Linked DNA regions of Homo sapiens: region 2 is linked to region 1. A link is an interaction called in ENCODE POLR2A ChIA-PET data of the cell type or tissue named here. Cell type or tissue: Panc1. All regions are shown on one strand. Links, peaks and the distances in the headings refer to the core of each region. The heading gives the core; the rest is flanking DNA. Region 1 has its middle 27 kb from the start of DDIT4. Region 2 overlaps MICU1 (mitochondrial calcium uptake 1).

The links. ChIA-PET counts read pairs that join two places held together with the same protein. Peaks named below come from ENCODE experiments on the same cell type or tissue, not always from the same donor. Only the 100,000 strongest peaks of a DNase experiment are listed, where the experiment ranks them.
Region 2: POLR2A ChIA-PET joins it to region 1 with 9 read pairs; 2 of 35 experiments call an interaction of 5 or more read pairs at or near these places.

The regions. Positions count from the first base shown.
Region 1 is chr10:72,299,539-72,302,446 of GRCh38, forward strand. No RefSeq gene overlaps it. Among named protein-coding and RNA genes, the nearest start is that of DDIT4, 27 kb to the left of the region's middle. In Panc1, for the core only: no CTCF peak of the experiment used is centred there; no DNase peak of the experiment used is centred there; H3K27ac peaks cover 1,249 bases.
Region 2 is chr10:72,611,253-72,614,160 of GRCh38, forward strand. The region is part of intron 1 of MICU1 (mitochondrial calcium uptake 1); the gene reads right to left. Among named protein-coding and RNA genes, the nearest start is that of MICU1, 13 kb to the right of the region's middle. In Panc1, for the core only: no CTCF peak of the experiment used is centred there; no DNase peak of the experiment used is centred there.

The DNA.
Region 1 (2,908 bases), core at 138-2,637:
AGGACCCCACTTTGAGAAGTATTGGATTAGAAGTTAACACTGTCCGGCTCACAGTGGCTCACGCCTGTAATCCCAGCACTTTGGGAGGCTGAGGAGGGCGGATCTCTTGAGGTCAGGAGTTCAAGACCAGCCTGGCCAATATGGTAAAACCCCATCTCTACTAAAAATCCAAAAATTAGCCGGGTGTTGTGGCACACGCCTGTAGTCCCAGCTACTCGGGAGGCCAAGGCACGAGAATCGCTTCAACTGTTAGGCAGAAGTTGCAGTGGGCCAAGATCACGCCACTGCACTCCAGCCTGGCTGATGGAGTGAGACTCTGTCTTGAAAAAAAAAAAAAAAAAAAAGGCCGGGCACAGTGGCTTACATCTGTAATCCCAGCACTTTGGGAGGCTGAGGTGGGTGGATCACCCGAGGTCAGCAGTTCGAGACCGGCGTGGCCAACGTGGCGAAACCCTGCCTCTACTAAAAATACAAAAAAAAAAATTAGCTGGGCCCGTGGTGGTGTGCGCCTGTAATCCCCGCACTTGTGGAGGCTGAGGCAGGCGGATCACTTGAGATCAGGAATTTGAGACCAGCCTGGCCAACGTGGTGAAACCCCATCTCTACTAAAAATATGAAACTTAGTCCAGCGTGGTGGTGGGCGCCTGTAATCCCAGCTACTTGGGAGGCTGAGGCAAGAGAATCACTTGAACCCAGGAGGCAGAGGTTGCAGTGAGTTGAGATCGTACCATTGTACTCCAGCCTGGGCGACAGAGCGAGACTCTGTCTCCAAAAAAAAAAAAAAAAAAAAAAAGGAAGTTAACACTGTCAAGTACACCTACATATAACTGCATGGATTATTCCCACAGGTGTAACGTTGAGAGAATGAGGCCCGACACTGAGAGTCATTCTGAGAGGTGACAGCATGCTGGCAGTCCTCACAGCCCTCGCTCGCTCTCGGCACCTCCTCTGCCTGGGCTCCCACTTTGGCGGCACTTGAGCCCTTCAGCCTGCCGCTGCACTGTGGGAGCCCCTTTCTGGGCTGGCCAAGGCCAGAGCCGGCTCCCTCAGCTTGCAGGGAGGTGTGGAGGGAGAGGCGCCGGTGGCAACCGGGTCTGCGCGCGGTGCTTGTGGGCCAGCGCGAGTTCCCGGTGGGCGTGGGCTCGGCGGGCCCCGCATTAGGAGCGGCCTCGGGCAATGGGGGGCTTAGCACCCGGGCCAGCGGCTGCGGAGGGTGTACTCGGTCCTCCAGCACTGCCGGCCCACCCAGCAGTGCCGGCCCACTGCGCTCGATTTCTTGCCGGGCCTTAGCTGCCTCCCCGCGGGGCAGGGCTCGGGACCTGCATCCCGCCATGCCTGAGCCTCCCCCCTCTCCGTGGGCTCCTGTGCGGCCCGAGCCTCCCCGATGAGCGCCGCCCCCTGCTCCACGGCGCCCAGTCCCATCGACCACCCAAGGGCTGAGAAGTGCGGGCGCACGGCGCGGGACTGGCAAGCAGCTCTACCTGCGGCCCTGGTGCGGGATCCACTGGGTGAAGCCAGCTGGGCTCCTGAGTCTGGTGGGGACTTGGAGAACCTTTATGTCTAGCTAGGGGATTGTAAATACACCAAATCAGCACTCTGTATCTAACTCAAGGTTTGTAAGCACACCAATCAGCACCCTGTGTCTAGCTCAAGGTTTGTGAAGGCACCAATGGACACTCTGTATCTAGCTACTCTGGTGGGGACTTGGAGAACCTGTATGTCTAGCTAAGGGATTGTAAATACACCAATCGGCACTCTGTATCTAGCTCATGGTTTGTAAACACACCAATCAGCACGCTGTGTCTAGCTCAGGGTTTGCGAATGCACCAATGGACACTGTAGCTACTCTGGTGGGGACTTGGAGAACCTCTGTGTGGACACTCTGTATCTAGCTAATCTAGTGGGGAGGTGGAGAACCTTTGTGTTTAGCTCAGGGATTGTAAACGCACCAATCAGCGCCCTGTCAAAACAGACCACTCGGCTCTCTGTAAAATGGACCAATCAGCAGGATGTGGGTGGGGCCAGATAAGAGAATAAAAGCAGGCTGCCCGAGCCAGCCGTGGCAACCTGCTGGGGTCCCCTTCCATACTGTGGAAGCTTTGTTCGTTTGCTCTTTGCAATACATTTTTTGCTTCTGCTCACTCTTTGGGTCCACACTGCCTTTATGAGCTGTAAAACTCACTGGGAAGATCTGCAGCTTCACTCCTGAGCCAGCGAGACCAGGAACCCACGGGGAGAAATGAACAACTCCAGGCGCCCCACCTTAAGAGTTGTTAACACTCACCGTGAAGGTCCGCAGCTTCACTCCTGAGCCAGCGAGACAACGAACCCCATTAGAAAAAAGAAACTCCGAACACATCCGAACATCAGAAGGAACAAACTCCGGACACACCGCCTTTAAGAACTGCAACACTCACCGCGAGGATCCACGGCTTCGTTCCTTGAAGTCAGTGAGACCAAGAACCCACCAATTCCGGACACAATTCTGTATGGTCTAGTTATATGAAATTCAAAACTGGGCCAAAGTGATCTATGGTCAGGGGACTGGTTACCTTTCTGGAGTGTGGTGACTGGAAGGTTGCCAGGAGGAGAGACTCCGGGGCGGGCGGGGAGATGGGGGCAATAATGTCTGTTTCTTGAGCTGAGTGTTGGCTTTGCAGGTGCATTCTCTTCTTTTTTTTTTTTTTTTTTTGAGACAGAGTCTCGCTCTGTCACCCAGGCTGGAGTGCAGTGGCGTGATCTCAGCTCAACTGCAACCTCCGCCTCTCAGGTTCAAGCGATTCTCCTGCCTCAGCCTCCTGAGTAGCTGGGATTACAGGCACGTGCCATCACATCTGGCTGATTTTTGTATTTTTAGTAGAGACAAGGTTTTACCTTGTTGTTCAGGCTGGTGTCAAACTCCTGACCT
Region 2 (2,908 bases), core at 307-2,806, 310 kb after region 1:
AGATCGCTCCACTGCACTCCAGCCTGGGAGACACAGCGAGACTCCCTTTAAAAAAAAAAAAAGAAAGAAAGAAAAAAGGCCGGGAGCAGTTGCTCACATCTGTAATCCCAGCACTTTGGGAGGCCGAGGCGGGCGGATCACCTGAGGTCAGGACTTGGAGACCAGCCTGGCCAACATGGCGAAACCCCGTCTCTACTAAAAATACAAAAATTACAAAAATTAGCTGGGTGTGGTGGTGCGTGCCTGTAATCCCAGCTACTCGAAAGGCTGAGGCAGGAGAATTGCTTGAACCCGGGCGGCAGAGATTGCAGTGACTCCATCTCAAAAAAAAGAAAAAGAAAAAACCCTAAAAAGAAAGCCCTGTGTTAAGAATTAAGATAAAAGTGAAAAGAAAGAAAGAAAAAAACCCAGTTTTGACGAGAGGTACATGGTCTGCCCCAATACTCTCAAACACTGAGAATAACAGACTAAAGGAGTAATATACTAGAATATTAGAGCTGAAAGAGACCTTAACATTTTTCAAAATTTCAGTATGAGAGGGAACAGGCCAGGGAGGTGATAAGCAACTCCATCACTGTCACAACGCTATCTGGGCACTGTGGTGTGTCCCTATAGTCTCGGCTGCTTGGGAAAATGAGGCAGATGGATCGCTTGAGGCCAAGAGTTTGAAGCTACAGTGCTACACAGTGACTGTGAATAGCCACTGCACTCCTGCCTGAGCAACACAGTGAGACCTTATCTCTTAAAAACCAACCAACCAAAAAAAAAAAAAAAAAAATCACAAAGCTAGATAATAGTGAAATTGGAAACTGAAACCAGATTTGGTAACTCCTTTCCTAATTGTCTTCCTATCAAACTACGCTACGGAAAGAAATCTGTGTATGTGCTTAATATTGGGAAAATCAACTAGTAAACAGGCTTAAAGAAATAAATAAAATCCCAGACTCATTAGGCTAAAATGTTTAATTTCTTATAGTAGAACTCCAGATTTCCCACAATAACACTAGAGTCTGCCATCTGTTTTCTTAACCAAAAAAAAAAAATGACACTTCGTGAATCTTAACACAGTACACAAAGTATTTCAGGAGCTGACCAGACTTTAATCTGAGCCTAAAGAAAACATGCAGTCGAAAAGGAAGTTATTAATGACTTAGGAGCCATTTTCCTATAGAGCATGAAATTAAAACCTCTAGGCTAAAAGAGTAATGGGAGTCATGCCAAGGCTTTGACAGTCAAATTGCTCCTTCAAAAGGTTGGAATATAGCCAGGCTTAGTGGCTCCTGCCTATAATCCCAGAGCTTTGGGTGGCTGAAGCAGGAGGATCACTTGAGGCCAGAAGTTCCTAACCACTCTGGGCAAGATAGCAAGACCCTGTCTCACAAAAAACAATTTTAAAAAATTAGCCAGGCAAGGTGGCACATGCATGTAGTCATAGCTATTCAGGCGGCTGAGGCAGGAGGACCCTTTGAGCCTAGGAGTTTGAAGCTGCAGTGAACTATGATTGCACCATTGTACTCTAGCCTGGGTGACAGAGTGAGACCCTGTCTCAAAAAAAAAAAAAAGTTGGGATGCATAGGAAGAATGCATACTCCACTGGTAAAGACAACACAAAATTCACTTCCTAAAATGCATACAAATGACATACAAAGAATAAAAAAGAGAGAGAAAAGATGCAGTATCTGTAAGACAAAATCCATAATATAAAGAAAAACTAGAAATATTAAAGATTAAAAGTAATTATTTATAAAAATAAAAGCAAGTTGTTTAAATGGCCTCTTTTTCAGAAAAAAAATTAACATCAAACCTTTATAGCTTATTTTAAAACTTTCAAACATGCAGGAAATTTCAAAGACTACTATTATCAACACCATATGTGCATTACTTAAATTCAACAATTAACATTTTGATATACTTGCTTCATCTACTTATCTATATGGCTACTCATCAAACTATTTTTTATGTTGAATCATTTCAAAGTAAATTACAGACATTATTAGGAGAAACACTTTACCCCTAATTTTTTTTTTTTTTTTTTTTTAGAGACAGGGTTTTGCTCTGTCACCCAGGCTGTAGTGCAGTGGCATGAGCATAGCACTCTGCAGCCTCAAACGCCTAGGTTTAAGTAGTCCTCCTGCCTCAGCCTCCTGAGTGGCTAGGAACTACAGGGATGTGCCACCACGCCTGGCTGATTTTTTTTTATTTTTTGTAGAGCCCAGGTCCCATTATGTTGTTCAGGCTGGTCTCCAACTCCTGGCCTCAAGCAGTCCTCCCACCTCAGCTTCCTAAAGCTCTGGGATTATGAGCATGAGCCACCACACCTGGCTATACCCCTACATATTTTAATATTCTCCTACACAACTACAATATTTTCTCCTACATAACTACATTATCAAATTTATTCAAATTAATAATTACCTAATATCTTCTAATACTAGAACACATACAAACTCCCCCAAAATTTACAGCTGATTTTTCAAACCAGGATCCCTACAAATAAGACTATCTTTGGTTTTCTCTAAACAGTCTCTCTTAATCTAGAAGAGTTCCTCATACATAACCTTTTTCTCCCCTTACAACTCTAGTTTTTGTTGTGTTACAATATACATAATAGGCTGGGTGCAGTGGCTCACACCTGTAATCCCAGCACTTTGGGAGGCTGAGGTGGGGGGATCACCTGAGGTCACGAGTTCAAGACCAGCCTGGCCAATGTGGCGAAACCCCGTCTCAATTAAAAATACAAAAAAATTAGCTGGGCGTGGTGGCGGGCGCCTGTCCCAGCTATTTAGGAGGCTGAGGCAGAAGAATTGCTTGAACCAGGAGGCAGAGGTTGCAGTGAGCTGAGATTACACCATTGCACTCCAGCCTGGGCAACAAGAACAAAACTCCATCCCCAAAAATAAAACAAAAA